Linked DNA regions of Homo sapiens: region 2 is linked to region 1. The links are chromatin loops, found by intact Hi-C in ENCODE. Cell type or tissue: mammary epithelial cell. All regions are shown on one strand.

The links. A loop is a pair of places that touch in the nucleus more often than their neighbours do. Peaks named below come from ENCODE experiments on the same cell type or tissue, not always from the same donor. Only the 100,000 strongest peaks of a DNase experiment are listed, where the experiment ranks them.
Region 2: a loop joins it to region 1, with 17 times the contacts of the local background. A loop is called at or near these places in 4 of 110 quality-filtered maps.

What each region holds. Positions count from the first base shown.
Region 1 is chr1:40,999,136-41,007,135 of GRCh38, reverse strand. It overlaps CTPS1 (CTP synthase 1), which reads right to left. Exons shown (of 19, transcript NM_001905.4): 10 at 6,019-6,107; 11 at 4,882-4,976; 12 at 3,960-4,022; 13 at 1,042-1,085. Among named protein-coding and RNA genes, the nearest start is that of SLFNL1-AS1, 11 kb to the left of the region's middle. RefSeq lists a silencer at 1-113 and enhancers at 1-251, 2,996-3,145. In mammary epithelial cell, a CTCF peak has its summit at 3,191 (motif pointing right); a DNase peak (open chromatin) is centred at 3,295; H3K27ac peaks cover 1,243 bases.
Region 2 is chr1:40,607,560-40,615,559 of GRCh38, reverse strand. No RefSeq gene overlaps it. Among named protein-coding and RNA genes, the nearest start is that of RIMS3, 54 kb to the left of the region's middle. RefSeq lists a silencer at 3,165-3,224. In mammary epithelial cell, a CTCF peak has its summit at 3,103 (motif pointing left); a DNase peak (open chromatin) is centred at 3,089; H3K4me3 peaks cover 181 bases.

The sequences.
Region 1 (8,000 bases):
ACACGGACTGGATGTGTCATAACATGTCTGTCATCGCCCCAGCTAGCCTGATGACTGCTCAAAGGCAAGGGATGCAGGGCTAGCACCCTGCAGCTTAGCAAGCATCTGAGGACTGGGTGGGCCATGCACTGATGGCCCAGTCCACCTCTCAGCCCAGCGTTCCCAGGCACCTTCTGATTCCAGGCTCTCTGTGCCCTGTTCCTCCTGACCCCAAAGCCCCATGCTGCAAAACATTTGCTGGTCCACTCCTGAGGCCTTAGTATCAGCAAAGTTCAATTTCAGGTCAACAAACACAGTGATGCTGTCTAAGTGCCGTGAGATCAAGAACTTTGTCCGTCTCATTTAGCACGGTGTCCTCAGTGACAAGGGCAGTCCCAGCATATAGTACGCATTCACATTTGCTGACTGCTGAAAAACGTAAATAAGTGCCCTTCCCTTTACATCCCTGTCACCCTGGGCTGGGAATTCAAAGGTGATTAAAGGCATCGTCCCTCCTCCATGTGCCTAACAGTACAGCGGGCTGAGAATGCCACATGCCCTCGGCATGAAATCTAACGCAAGGTACGCCAGCCTGGAAAATCTTTGGATACGGTTAAGCCAACCAGTGCTCCAACCCAGCAGTTCTCCCAGGACTATGGCTGGGGATCCCATGAATTAATATAAAATATACATATGAAAGCAGTGAGAGCAGCGGCTGGCACACAGTAAGTACACATGCCAGGGTCTCATATTAGTATCTATACTGTGTTCTGGGAGTTGAGGGGAGTAGGGATGGAGAAGAATTTTAATCAGGAATCCCCTCCAGTTTCCTGGGCTGGTACCTGTCTTAAAAACTTTCTGTGGTCAATGAAAGATTAGGGAGGAATTACATAATGAAAAAGAAAAGTTTTTCCTCTCTGGTAGGTCTGAGTGCCCAAAACCTCAGGGTTCTTTGGGATGGACTCAAGCAGTCTCACTTCTTGTCTCTAATCATCAATCACGTTCATAAATGCCCCTTCTACACCCTTCTAAGCCCTGTGGAGGTTCAAACACTTGACTCACCACGGGATGACTGGTCGTAGGGTCAAACTCTGTAGAATTGGCATCTGAAATACCAAAATACTTGTTATGAAAATAGTTACAAACGAAAGTGATTAATAGTTTCATTGCTAAGCTCTAAACACAACTTCCCTCCTCAGTTTAAGATCAGTGATTAGAACAAAAACTAAAGATAGCATCCCCCTGACCTCATCCCCAGACGAGATCTCACTGTTGTCCAGGCTGGAGTGCAGTGGTGCGATCATAGCTCACTGCAGCCTTGAACTCCCAGGTTCAAGCAATCCGCCAGCCTCAGCCTCCCAAGAAGGTCAAACTACAGGGGCACACTACCACATCCAGCTAATTTTTTTTCATTTTTTGGAGAGACAAAGGCTATATTGCCAGGCTAGTCTCAAACACCTGGGCTCAAGCAATCCTCCTGCTTTGGCATCCCAAAGTACTGGGATTACAGGTGCAAGCCACCAGACCGGCAATAAATAGCATTTTTAAGACATAAAATACTCAACCCACACACACGTGAATTTTTTTACGTTAAGTATAACTCTCTGGAAAGTCAATCAGTACAAAATGGGAAAATCAAAACTAATGGCATAACCTAGTAATTTTTAATTAGATACTGTATCTTTGACAGTTTTTTTTTTTTGAGACAGAATTTCACACTTGTGGGCAACAAGTGTGGGCAGGCTGGAGTGCAATGGCGTGATCTCGGCACCAAAACCTCCACCTCCAGGTCTCAAGCGATTCTCCTGTCTCAGCCTCCCGAGTAGCTGGGATTACAGGTATACACCACCATGCCCAGCTAACTTTGTATTTTTAGTAGAGACGGGGTTTCTCCATGTTGGTCAGGCTGGTCTCGAACTCCTGACCTCAGGTGATCTGCCTGCCTCGGCCTCCCAAAGTGCTGGGATTACAGGCGTGAGCCACTGCGCCCCGCCTGTGACAGTTCTTATATTGTTTGTTTGTGTTTTAAGACAAGAGTCTCACTATGTCACCCAGAATGGAGTGCAGTGGCACAATCTTGGCTCACTGCAACCTACACCTCCAGAATTCAAGTGATTCTCATGTCTTGGCCTCCCAAGTAGCTGGGATTACAGGCGCACACCACCACACCTGGTTATTTTTTGTATTTTTAGTAGAGATGGGGTTTTTCCATGTTGGCCAGGCTGGTCTCGACCTCCTGGCCTCAAGTGATTAACCCAACTCAGCCTCCCAAAGTGCTGGGATTACAGGCCTGAACCACCATGCCCAGCCAAGTTTTTATATTGTCTTAATGTTTCAGACTCTTGTCTCTCTGAGATAAACAAGTACTATTTCTTCTATACTTCTTTCATCTTCAGCAGCTAATACAAAGCCCTACTCAACTGTTTCACTCAATAGCTCAGTCAGAAATGAACTGATTTCAACTCAACCTTTCTAACCTTCATTGAACTTACCGTCTAACCAAAGCAAAACCACTAAAGACCAAAAGGCAAAGGACCAAGTTCCTGGTACTATGTGAACGCTGGGCACTGTTCTCCTCCTGGCCTGAACCAGGGTCCAGTCTCAACTGAAGTGTAAGCTCATCACCAAAGCACCTACCCATTTGGGAACCTAAGTGAGAGGCAGAGGTCTGGGGCTGTGAAGGATCCAGGGAGACCAGAAAGCCAGCTCTGGGGTGGCGGGTGATAAGACAGTGCCTCTCAGGACTCAGAAGCCAGCACTCAAGGGCATGCTGTCTACCAAACTAAGCCACACCGCCAGGTCACTGTGAAGCAGCCTCTCAGGGAAAGGGTGAATGAAACCCAGCCCTAAACCATATGCTGGCCACCAGAGTCACTTGTTCTTTATAAAGTCAAACTGCTTTTACATTCCTTCAGGTTACTTTATTTTCCACAGAATTTACAAGGTCTTTCTGAAAATCTAGTATTTGTCGGGTGGGCTACAGAGAATAAATGGGCTGTGGTGGACCATTCCAGGGTGGCCCCAGTGCAGCATGCTCAGTCTTCACACCCATGTGTGTTCTCCTCCCCTGCCGGCTCGGGGCTTGGCCACGTGACTTGTTTTGGCCAACGGGACATCAGCAGGCCTGATAAGTGCCTGCATAACAGGCCTGTCATTTTGGAGTCCAGCTGCCCACCCTGTGTGAGGAAGCTTGGGCTGGATTAATGAATGATGAGCCACTAGGTGGAGACAGCATCTTGACGTCCCGGCTGGGCCGAGCTCACAGCTGAACACAAGGCAGGAGTGTGCCATCTCAGATAGTACACCACGTGCAGCTGAAACCCAGGCACTGAGCCAAACCACAGAATACTGAGATGAGAAGTCACTGCTGTTGGGAGCCACTGAGCTTTAGGGAGGTCTGTCACATAGTAATACACAGCTAGGCGAAGAGCTGATATTATCTGAGCATTTCCCTATTTTCCAGGCACTACTAGAGACTATTTACATACATTATCTCCCTTAATCATGTGAAGTACGTACCTTTATTACTCCCATTTTACAGAAAAAACGGAGGCCCATAAAGGCTAAGTAAATTGCTTAAAATCACCCATAAGCGGTAAGGTTGGAATCTGAGCCCAGTTTCAATAGCTCCAGAGCCCAGGTTCTCATAATAACTGCCCAAGCCTCACTTAGGACAAGGACTTCACACCAGGCACCAGCTTCAGGATGGTGGCCACGGTGATCAAAGTGACAGAATCTCAAGAACAGGAACACAGAGGCAGAAGGCAAAGGAGGGAGTCTGGCTGTGCTCCCTCCTTCCTGCATGGAGGAGCCGTGCTGTTCCTCAAGAGGCAAGGCAGCTCCCTTACGGCACACCATGAGGTGCTAGGAACCCAGGCCTGCCCTTCTCCAAAGCTCCTGATCACCCAGGCGGCAACAGGCCTCATATCCTCCAGAAATACACAAGCGGGAATTGAATGAGTGTCTTAATGCACGCTTACCTTGCCATCCCAGCACGTTTCTTGAGAATTCAACCACTGCCAACTGCATCCCTAAGCACACGCCTTCCAGTCGGGGGGAAAAAACAAACAAAACTCCATTGAAAAGGCAGCTCCTACTTTTCCCAGCAGCCTCTGCAATGGCCTTTGTGTCCTTTATTTGGAGAATTATAATTGCAAACTCATAACTTCCTGCTATGAACAAGTACTCTCTGCTGTTACACTTTACTTGTATTAGATTTCAAAAACTGCATGTAAAGTAGATGAAAATTCTAGATTTGCAAAGTTATCCGATTTTAGAAGTAAGTGATATTCTATTCAGTACTTTTTTCCCCCCAGACAGGGTCTTGCTGTTGCCCACTCTGGAGTGCAGTGGAGAGATCTTGGCTCACTACAGCCTCAAATTTCTGGGATCCAGCAACCCTCCTGCCTCAGCCTCCACAAGTGTTGGGTTTACAGGTGTGAACCACCGTGCCTAGCCTCAGTACTTTAAAATTCAAGTTTTCTTACCCTCTCTCATTAAGTTTTTATTTATAATTGTTCAAGTTGAAAATTACTAAAATGTACAGCACCAGGAGGCATGCAAAATCATTTTGTCCAATTACAGTCAGCTGTTGTGCCAAGTGAGCAGATATAAAACTCAACCTCACGTGTGCTACAAACAGCTGGGTTCATTAAATGGACAGGAATTCACAATTCATTCTCTCAAAATTCCACGACATCTACATGTAGCTCATAAGCATAAATAAGCTTTCCAAGACTGAATTTGTCTCTAAAGAGAAAACATGAAGGCTTCTACTTGAGCTCCTATCCACAAAGACAGCATGTTTCAGTAATCCCCCCACTTTGTTCATAGGCTCCCACGTGGCACCGTTCCCCACTCTTTCCTACTCTTAAGTGAAGACTGCACTGCAGAGCTCCTTACCCAAAAAAGGCTTTTTCTGATTCCGAGCCCAGGCAATTGCTTGGATTTTTCCTTCTGTTCCTCGAACACCAAATCCTCCTGGAACCAGCACTCCACTGCACAAAAGAACAAACCACAAAGGCAATTCCCCTTTTCTACCAGTCCAACTTGCAATAATCGCCTAACGGGCCATTACCAAGACACTGAAGCCATGAATTAACCCCATACATTGTGCTACTGTGACAATGAATTGTATGTAAACACTATCAACTTAGAAACTGCATATGAAACTATGGACTTTTCTTAGTAACTTAAGAACATGCTTATTGCAAGTGAAAAAGATAGTATACATAATTGTAATACTGCCACTGCACTATCTTTGGTACTGAGTTGTTCACAATTTTTTTTTCTTGAGACAGGGTCTCACACTGTTACCCAGGCTGGAGTGCAGTGGTGTGATCACAGCTCACTGCAGCCTTGATCTCCCAAGGAGCTGGGACCACACCCAGCTGGTTTTGTTGTTTTTGTTGTAGAAACAGGGTCTCCCTATGTTGCCTGGGCTGGTCTTGAACTCTTGGGCTCAAGCAATCCTCCCACCTCAGCCTCTCAAAGTTTTAGGATTACAGGCATGAGCCACTGTGCCCAGCCCAAAATTTTAAATACATATATTAATATTAACAATTTATCTTACCTCTTGGCTTAAAATGCTCCCCTAAGGGGGCCTTTCTTCATCAGCTCTGTGTGCCGTACTGACCAAGACACTCAGAAGAAGGTGTACACCTCCGTAATATTCAACTGTTCTAGTGAACCAGAAATTCTTGCTAATGTTTTACTATTATAAATAACAGCTGCCAAAACAACTGATGAGACTCTACTGATGGGTACTCATCAAATGTTCTGGATGAAAAATCCTTAAATGAGCCTCATCAATAGATGCATATGGCAAACAATATCAAAATCAGAGCAGCTTTTCAGATCCAATGATATTGACAAGCTGCATTTTTTAAGGATTAAATCAGATGGCATGTAGTCTTTTCAACAATTAAAAAATATTTTAACAAGTCAATTACCTACTACTGGCACATGAAAACAAGAGGACTTTTTCATTAAAACAAACCAAAAGAACTCTGGAAACCCAAGGCAGCGAACTCTACTCACTGAGCACTACAGAGCTTCTGCCAAGCTTCGTGGTAGCGCACGGGCTCTTCTTGCGAGGTGATGGGCTCCAAGTCCGCAGAATCTATGTACTGGATGTTATTCAGACAGGGGAGAAAAGCAGGCTCGTGACCCCAGGCTGTGCGTTCTTAATTTTTAAATAATATTATCATTTTATCAAAGTTGTCTTTCTTGATTCTGGCTTTAAAGTGATCATCTTAATACTGGCTTTAAAGTGATCAACTTAATATATTTAATAACTTAAACATTTTTTAAATATGAGGTTTTAAAATACAACAGTTTCCTTCAAAATCATTAAATTCCCAAATCTCTCTCTTTCTGCACTCTACTGTGTTCAGGATCGGGTCTCAGCTAAGCCTCTGCAGCAGACTCTAGAGGGCTTTCTGTTCAATGACAGCCTCCTCAGCCCATCTTCCGCCCAGCTTTTGTGGGTTTTTTCTTTTTCTTTCTACCATATTGAAGCATAATTCACATACAATAAAATACAAGCATTTTAAGTGCATACTTTGAAGAGTTTTGTCAAACATACACACCAAGATATAGAATGAGCCGGGCGTGGTGGCTCACACCTATAATCCCAGCACTTTGGAAGGCCGAGGCGGGTGGATCACTTGAGGTCAGGAGTTCGAGACTAGCCTGGCAAACATGGTGAAACCCCATCTCTACTAAAAATACAAAAAAAAAAAAAAAATAGCTGGGTGTGGTGGCATGCACCTGTAGTCCCAGCTACCCAAGAGGCTGAGGCAGGAGAACTGCTTGAACCTGGAAGGCAGAGGTTGCAGTGAACTGGGATCATGCCACTGCACTCCAGCCTGGGTGACAGAGCGAGACTCCATCTCAAACAAAACAAAACAAAACAAAACAAAACAAAACAAAACAAAACATAAGTTACCATCTTCCCAGAATGTGCCCCTCTACCTCCTACCCCAAACAACCTCAGATCCAATTTCTATCATCACAGATTCGTTTTGCCTCTTATAGAACATCATATAAATGGAGCCAAATAGTATATAACCTTTTGTGTCTGGCTTCTTTTGCTTAGTGTTTTTGAAGTTCATCCATGTTGCTGTGTTTATCAGTTGTTTGTTCCTTTTCTTTTTTAACTTTTTTTTGCAGAGACGGGGGTCTCGCTATGTTGACCAGGCTGCTCTCGAACTACTGGTCTTAGGCGATCCTCCCACAGCAGAGCCTCCCTAAGTGTTGGGATTATGGGCTTGAGCCAGTCAGTGTTCAGCCTGGTTTCTTCCTTTTCATTGCTGAGTGGTTTCTACTATATAAATAAACCATTACAAATTGATCCATTGACAGGCTATAAATATTTGGGTTGTTTCGAGATTTCAGCTATTACGAATAATTTGTCCATTTGAATAAAAATCTTTTTTTGTGGACGTTTTCAAGTCTCTCAAGTGAGTATCTGGGAATGGACTTATTGGATCACACGTCTCTACCTTGATAAGAAACTACCAGACTGTTTTCTAGTGTGGTGGTGCCATTTTACACTCCCGGCAGCAAGGTAAGAGCTCCACAGCCTCTCTAACACTCAGCCGCTCTAGGGGGTTTGTGTCACTATCTCATTGTGACTTCATCTGCACTGATTTCCCTAACTAGAGGTGTTGAGCACCTTTTCGTGTTTATCACCTACATCTTTTTTTGGAAGTGTCTGTTCAAATCTCGTGCCCACTTTTTAAATTAGGGTGTTCACCACTTTTCTACAATCTCCTACCTAAACCCTGCAGTTAGTTTCCTGAACCTCAGGGTAAGACCCAGATTTGGCCCAGTTCATGGAATTGTGGGCAGGCCCTCACCAGCCTGTCTCCAGACAGCCTCCAATTCACAATTTCCATCCACAGTGTTTCCAACTGCTCCACATCTCCAAGCCCTTGGACGTGCTCTATCTATTCTAACAGGAATGCCCCTTCCGAGCCTTCTCCATCCTACCCAACCCAACCTGGTGTCCCTCCATG
Region 2 (8,000 bases), 390 kb after region 1:
CAATATTAAGTGTTGGCAAGTATATGGAGCAGCATTTTTGATGGAAATATAAAATTGTGCAACAATTTTGGGAAAGGATTGACAATTTCTTATAATGGTAAACATGTACTTGTCACATGACCCAGAAGTTCCACTCCTAGGTGTTTATTAGAAAAATGAAAACATATTTCTGCACAAAGACAAGAATGTTTATGGCAGCTTCTTTATAAATCATATAGTCAAGATTTATAAAGAACTCATACAACTCAATAGCAAGAAAACATATAACCCTTCATTCACAATAGCCCCAAATTGGAAACAATACAAATGTCTAATACATCTGTTAGGGTTCAATCAGAATATAGAAACCACACAGTAATTTGAAGAAAATTTTAATATAAAAATTATTAACAGGATTTTCACAAGCAATAGAATGAAACTGGACCTTTATCTTACACCAGGCAAAAAATTCAACTCAAAATGAGTAAAAGCCCTAAATGTAAGATCTGAAACCGTAAAACTCCTAGAAGAAAACATAAGAGAAAGTCTCCTTGACATTAGTCTTGGCAGTGATTTCTTGGATGTCACACCAAAAGCTCAGGCTACAAAAGCAAAAACAAATAAATGGGACTATTTAAAACTGAAAGCCTTCTGCACAGCAAAGTAAACAATCAACAAAAGGAAATGACAACCTACAGATTGAGAAAAATATTTGGAAACCACATATCATATAAAGGGTTAATATCCAAGCTTTATAAATAACTCATACAACCAGGCCGGGCGAGGTGGCTCACACCTGTAATCTCAGCATTTTGGGAGGCCAAGACGGGTGGATCACCTGAGGTCAGGAGTTCAATACCAGCCTGGCCAACATGGTGAAACCCCGTCTCTACTAAAAATACAAAAATTAGCCAGGCATGGTGATGCGTTCCTGTAATCCCAGCTACTTGGGAGGCTGAGGCAGAAGGATCACTTGAACCTGGGAGGTGGAGGCTGCAGTGAGCCAAGATTGCGCCACTGCACTCCAGCCTGGGTGACAGCAAGACTCCATCTCAAAAAAAAAAAAGGGGGGGGGGCAAAAAATCTGAATAGCCATTTCTCCAAAGATGACATAATAATGGCTACCAAGTGCATGAACAGGTGCTCAACATCACTAATCATCAAGGAAATACAAATCAGAAACATTATGAGATAGCACCTCACATGTGTTAGGATAGCTGTTATCAGAAACATAAGAGATAACAAGCGTTGGCAAGGGTGTGGAGAAAAGGGAACGGTTATACACGGTTGAATGTAAATTGGTACAGCCATTATGGAAAACAGTAAGGAAGTTCCTAAAGAAGTTAAAATATAACCATATGATCCCAATTAAAATATACCATATGGGCCGGGTGCGGTGGCTCACGCCTGTAATCCCAGCACTTTGGGAGGCCAAGGCAGGCGGATCACGAGGTCAGGAGATCGAGACCATCCTGGCTAATACGGTGAAACCCCGTCTCTATTAAAAACACAAAAAATTAGCCAGGCGTGGTGGCGGGCGCCTGTAGTCCCAGCTACTCGGGAGGCTGAGGCAGGACAATGGCGTGAACCCAGGAGGTAGAGCTTGCAGTGAGCTGAGATTGCGCCACTGCACTCCAGCCTGGGCGACAGAGCGAGACTCCATCTCAAAAACAAAACAAAACAAAACAAAACAAACAAACAAACAAAAAACCATATGACCCAGCAATCCCTCTTCTGCATATAAACCCAAAGGAAATAAAATCACCACCTCATAAAGGTATCTGAACTCCCATGTTTATTTCAGCATTATTCACATTATTTTACCTATAAGATAATGTTCTATATCTTACAGGTAAGATATAGAAACAATGATGAATGGATAAACATATATATATATATAACTGATATATATAAACCAGTTATATATATATATAACAGTTATATATATGTTATATATAATGGAATAATGGAATATTATTCGCCTTTAAAAAGGAGGAGATCCTGCTATTTGCCACAACGTGAAAGAAGTTGAAGGACATTATGCTAAATAAGCCAGACACGGAAAGAAAAATATATGATCTTACTTATATGTGGGATCTAAAAAAAAGTCAAATATACAGAGATAGAGAATAAAACGGTGGTTACCAGGGTCGGTGTGGTGGGGAAGGAAATGGGGAATGTAGGTCGAAGGATACAAAGCAGCAGATATGTAGGATGAACAAATGGAAAGACCTAAGGTACAACATAAGGACTCTAGTTAATAATAGTGTATTTTATTCAGGATTTTTGCTAAATGAGTAGATTATAGCTGTTCTTGCCACAGGGGAGAAAATGAGTAACTATGTGAGATGATGGATATGTTAATTTGTTCCACTATAGTAACCATGTTACTATATATATGCATCTTATATAACATCATGTTGTGTACCTTACATATATATTAAAATTTATTTTTTTAAAAAAAGATTAATTCTAGCAGAGGAGTAATTCTGAAGGTGTAAACGGAACTCTAAAGACTATCCTAAGGCTGAAGGAGAGTGCCCAAGAAAGGAACACATTGGAAGAAGGCCCTCTCCTTAAAGCTGGGATTCGAACCTTGTTGGAAAACGTGTAATGAATGTGATGTGAAGAAGTGTGCTGGGTTTCCCAGCCCAAACCTGGTCTAGAGTCTCAGGTAAGCAAGGCAACACCCCCAGGTACAGGCAGGCAAGGCTGGCAGGCGTATGCACAGGGAGAGTCAGAATCAGGAACCTACTCGCAGGCAGAGTCATCGAAGGCCTGGGAGGCATGGAAACCCTGCAGGGAGCTGGCGGGCCATGCTGGCAGCTGGCACACAGGGAGTCAGAGGGCCAGGGCCGCTCACCTCCGTACAAAGCCTGAGATGGGTAGAGTCCATGTGGGGAGGGCTGTGGGAGGTGGGCACAGGGCTACGGCTGGGGCTGTGAGCTCAGAGGCATGAACGTGCTGGGGACGCACAGCCAGGGCAGAACCCTAATGGATGTCCCCATGCATTTGCCCCTCGCAGCAGCGCACTAGTGGAGAAAGAGAAGCAAAACTTCTCTTTCTCAGTGAAGCACACTGGCTCCAGAAGTTTCTCCCTCCAGCAGTGTCCTACCAGCGCCATCTACTGACAAAACCCAACACTGTTCTCACTGCAAAGGAGACATGGTTAATGGGGCTATGCCACTATGCAGAACAGGCAATGAAGGGTAGATTTGGAGTTGAAAGGCCACACATTGAAACTGTCACATCTAGCAATAGGTGCAGTGAAAAAACAATCTGTGGTGTATTACAATAATGCGATAATACTCAGCACTAAGGGGAACGAATTCTGATAATACAGTTAGTCCTCCATACCCACAGGTTCTGCATCCGCAGATTCAATCAACCACAGATAAAAAATGTTTTAAAAAATAAACATACAATAAATATAATACAAATAAGTCTAGGTGGGTTGGCTCATGCCTGTAATCCCAGCACTTTGGGAGGCCGAGGTGGGCAGATCACTTGAGGTCAGGAGTTCGAGACCAGCCTGGCCAATATGGCAAAACCCTGTCTCTACTAAAAATACAAAAATTAGCTGGGCATGGTGGTCCACCCTGGAATCGGGAGACTGAGGCAGGAGAATCTCTTGAACCTGGGAGGCAAAGGTTGCAGTGAGCCGAGATTGCACCACTGCACTCCAGCCTGGGTGACAGAGGAGACTCAGTCTCAAAAACAAAACAAAACAAAACAAGACAAAAATAATACAAATAAAAACAATACAGTATAACAACTATTTACATAGAATTTACATTATATTAGGTATTATAAATAATCAAGTGATGATTTAAAGTATACAGGAGGATGTGTGTAGGTTACATGTAATACTATGACATTTTACTTAAAGGACTTGAGCATCCAAGCATTTTGTTATCTGTGGCTTCCGAGAACCAATCCTCTGCACTGCAGGCAACAAAATAAATGTATTGCAAAAACAATACTGAATGAAAGATATCAAGCACAAAAGGTAAATACTGTTAAATGACATTCTAGAACACACAAGACTAACCTATAGGGACAAAATGTCAGTTAGTGTTGCCTGAGGATTTGGGGTGGGTGGAGATATTGACTACAAAGGATCACAAAGGAGTTTGGGGGGATGATGAAAATGTTCTGTATCTGAATGGTGGCTCCATAGGTGTATACATTTATCAGAATACATCAAACTGTACCCTTTAAATGGGTGCATTCTATTTCATGTAAATTATACCTCAGTTATGTCTGTTTTTAAAATATCATCTGAGACTGGGCATGGTGGCTCACATCTGTAATCCCAGCAATTTGGGAGGCTGAGGCAGGAGGATTGCTTGAGGATAGGAGTTCAAGATGAACCTGGGTGACACAGTGAGATCCTATCTCTACAAAAAAATTTAAAAATATATTGTGGATTCCTAATTAGGGAAAATGAATCAGGCTGGCAGGACAGAGGGAAGGTTAAAAGAAAAAGCAGATAAGCTATACATCTGCCTTTCTTCATGGCCCAGCGCAAATAACTCACAATCTTCCTGCGCCCAACTTATCACCAGACACCTGCACGTGAGCTCTCTGTAACCAGGGCATTATCAATACTGTACAAAGCCCTCTTCAGCACACAGCACCATCCTATAAAATCCCCAGTAAGCCTTTGTCTCTTTGCAGTCAGCTCCTTTCTGGCTGGCCTGCCCATTGTACCCTTGCAACATATTTTCATACTTTCTCTAATAAATCTGCCTTTTTTACCTACAACTATCTTGGTAAATTCTTCTTACGATCCGTGCCACCAGCCCAGTCACTAATCACCTACAACATATATCATCTGAAAATCAGATGTCTACAGTTGTGTAGGATCTAGACCACCATCACCTCCCAAACCCCATTACCTTATAAATTCCAGGGCAGGGGTCTTTTGATCATAGCTTGGATGGAAACACTGGAAACCTTCCCTCTTCCTGCGGGAGGTGGATTCTCAAAGTGGGAAAGCCTTGGTGGTCAGAATAGATTTTCGTGGATTATTCCTGGGATATGAATGAGATGGTACAGAAGCAGGATATTTCCCTGACCCCTTCATGGGACTCGTGACAGGGATGCCTTGTTTACTCAGCCTGCCACTCTCAACTCCTCACAGGAGGGAGCGTGCAAGTGAACCAGGTGGAACTGGAGTGCATGAGTGGACTAGAGTGGCTGAAACTGGCCGGCCACTCTGGCACCGGCAGGAGCAAATTCCATGCAGGCCCCATGGCAGCTTCCAGGTGGGGCTGCCTGTGACCCCTGAAGCCCCAGGGTGCGTGTTGTAGTGCTCTTTTAGCTCTGCTGTCTGTGGATGGCTTAAGTGTTAACAGCTCAGTGGGCCCTTTGCCTTGTCACATGGGGCGGCTGCCCTCCGCCAGGGAGAGCAAAGGGCCAGTGTGGCAGCCTTTTGTATCTGCATTCGTGGCTCCCAAGCTCTTGTCCAGTATCCAGGAAAAATGAGGTCTCACGAAGGAATTGAAGGACGGTAAATGTGGGGGATTTTATTGCCAATGAAAGTGGCTCTCAGTGGGAAGGGAAGCTGAAAAGGGGATGGAGGATTGGTAATCTTCCCCTGGAGTCCAGCTGTCTCCAGCCAGATTCTTCTCTGAAATTATACCATCAAGCTGTCTCTCTGAAGTCAAGCTGCTTCTCTCCAACATCCAGCCATAGTCCCATATACTGGCTGAGTCTGGGGTTTTTATATGCACAGGATGGAGCAGGGCAGGGCCATGGTGGTTTAGGAAAAGGCAACATTTGAGCAGGAAAACTGGGATATAAGTTCTCACTTTTGGCTGTGGTTTAGGCTTTTCAGTTTGAGGGTAGGGTTTCTCTGGGGACCCTTTTCTGCCTAGAATTTCTCTGCTTCCTGTCCCTGTCAGTACCTGGATATTACTCAAGAAAGTCAAGTGATGGTCTTTCTAAGGGTAGGCCCCTGCCTTCTTCTCTAACTCAGCCCTCCAATCCAGTGCTCCCAGTGGTGGGTACCTACCCCAGAGAACTCTCACATGTATCAGAAGTGGGCATGTATACAGTTCAGAACTGTCCATCATGGTCAGAGTTGAAGGCAACCTAGGTTGTGTCCACCACTGGGGAAATGAATGAGGACAATGTGGAGGAGACACCCTAAGGATGCAGTGCAGAAGTTAGAAGCACAGATGACATATGCACACATCGACAGATCTTAAAAATAGAGTGCTGGGTGACAAGATAGAAAAAATGAAATCTAGAGCATAATATGTGCAAAAACTAAAGATATGGCCACAAAATGACACCACATATTTTACAAGAATAGATACAAATTCATATCAAAATATTTTGAGAGTTTTTTTAAAAGAAGGTGGTAGAAGTGAGAAATGGGTATGAAAGTGAGTAAATAAATAAAACAAAACAGAGGCCTTGCCCAGGCCAATGATAAAAGTAGGTTGTGAACTGGGGGAAATGATAAGCTCAGTCCTCTGCTCCTAAGGGGTTAAAATAAGAATGTTTCCTCATCCCAAGATTAAATGTGTTCTATGGCCAAATGGACTTTATTGGATAAATATGACATAGAAGTAAATCAAGCGATCCAAATCGAGTTGTCTGGATTATATAAAAGGACAGGGAAAACACAACTTCTTAGGAGTATTCCATTCACACCACCATCAGGCTACAGCTGCCTGACATTTCCAGGCTGGTCCCTCTGTATTGGGTAATGGTAATGAAACCGATCCCACAGTCCTATAGACAATTCTTTGAGATAAACATAGAAATTGGGCCAGGCGCAGTGGCTCATGCTTGTAATCCCAGCACTTCGGGAGGCCAAGGTGGGCGGATCACGAGGTTAGGAGATCGAGGCCATCCTGGCTAACAAGGTGAAACCCCACCTCTACCAAAAATACAAAAAATTAGCTGGGCGTGGTGGTGTGCACCTGTAGTCCCAGCTACTTGGGATGCCAAGGCAGGAGAATCGCTTGAACCCAGGAGGCGGAGGTTGCAGTGAGCCAAGATCGTGCCACTGCACTCCAGCCTGGGCAACACAGCAAGACTCTGCCTCAAAAAAAAAAAAAATTGAAATCGACCTTGGATAAACATAGAAATTGACCCTTCTGGTCTGAAAGCTTGAAACTTATATTCCTTTTATCTGAGTTCCTTCCTCCAGAAAGGACCCTGAGGCCTCTTGGAAAGTATCAAAGAACTGAAACTCACCAGATTGCCTCATCCAAATAATGAGATGCCAGACCCCTGGTTTTGTTTCCTTACCCCTCCCTAGTTCCTGTTTTCCAACAAATTGTTGTATTTCTTCCCTGCTATATAAACCCCTAATTTTAACCAGTTAAGGAGATAGATTGGAGATTGAGCTCCCATCTTCTTGGCTGCAGCACCCAGTTAAAGCCTAAAAGCCTTCTTCCCTGTCAGTACTTGTTGTCTTAGTCATTGGCTTTCTGTGAAGCAAGCCCCAGGACTTGGATGGAAACCTGGTTGTTTCACTGACAGCAACAGTGAACCATTTGTGCAAGATGGTCTGTGTCTGTGTGTGTTATCAGAGTGCCCATGACCTAACTGTTGAAACGAATAGGAATAATCAGAATTCAGAGTCTACTTGCAATTTTTCCTGCACTTTAATCCCTATAGTATCTGTCATGTACAAATAATAAGATCTCCACTTAAATTTGATGTAAGGAATGGGAATGGAGGCACACGCTAACCTCAGGCAGCAAGATAACCAAGACATGGTGGTGGCTGAGAACCCAGTCTTGGAAAAGAGGCCTTTATCTGAGGAAGATGCCCCTCCACGCTGTATGTCTGCTGGTCATCATCCAGTGTCTTCCATGTTCACTGGGTCACCAGGATGCTGGGTATCACATTCCCAGGAGCTCTGGGACAAGCCAGGTTCTCACTGGTAGGGACAGAGGGCATGCCCAGTGGAGTGTGGGAATCACCAGGCCTGGTGAGGGCTTGTTGGGGCAGATGTCCTAGCAGGAGCAGAAGAGGCCTATCTGGGCCCAAGGCTC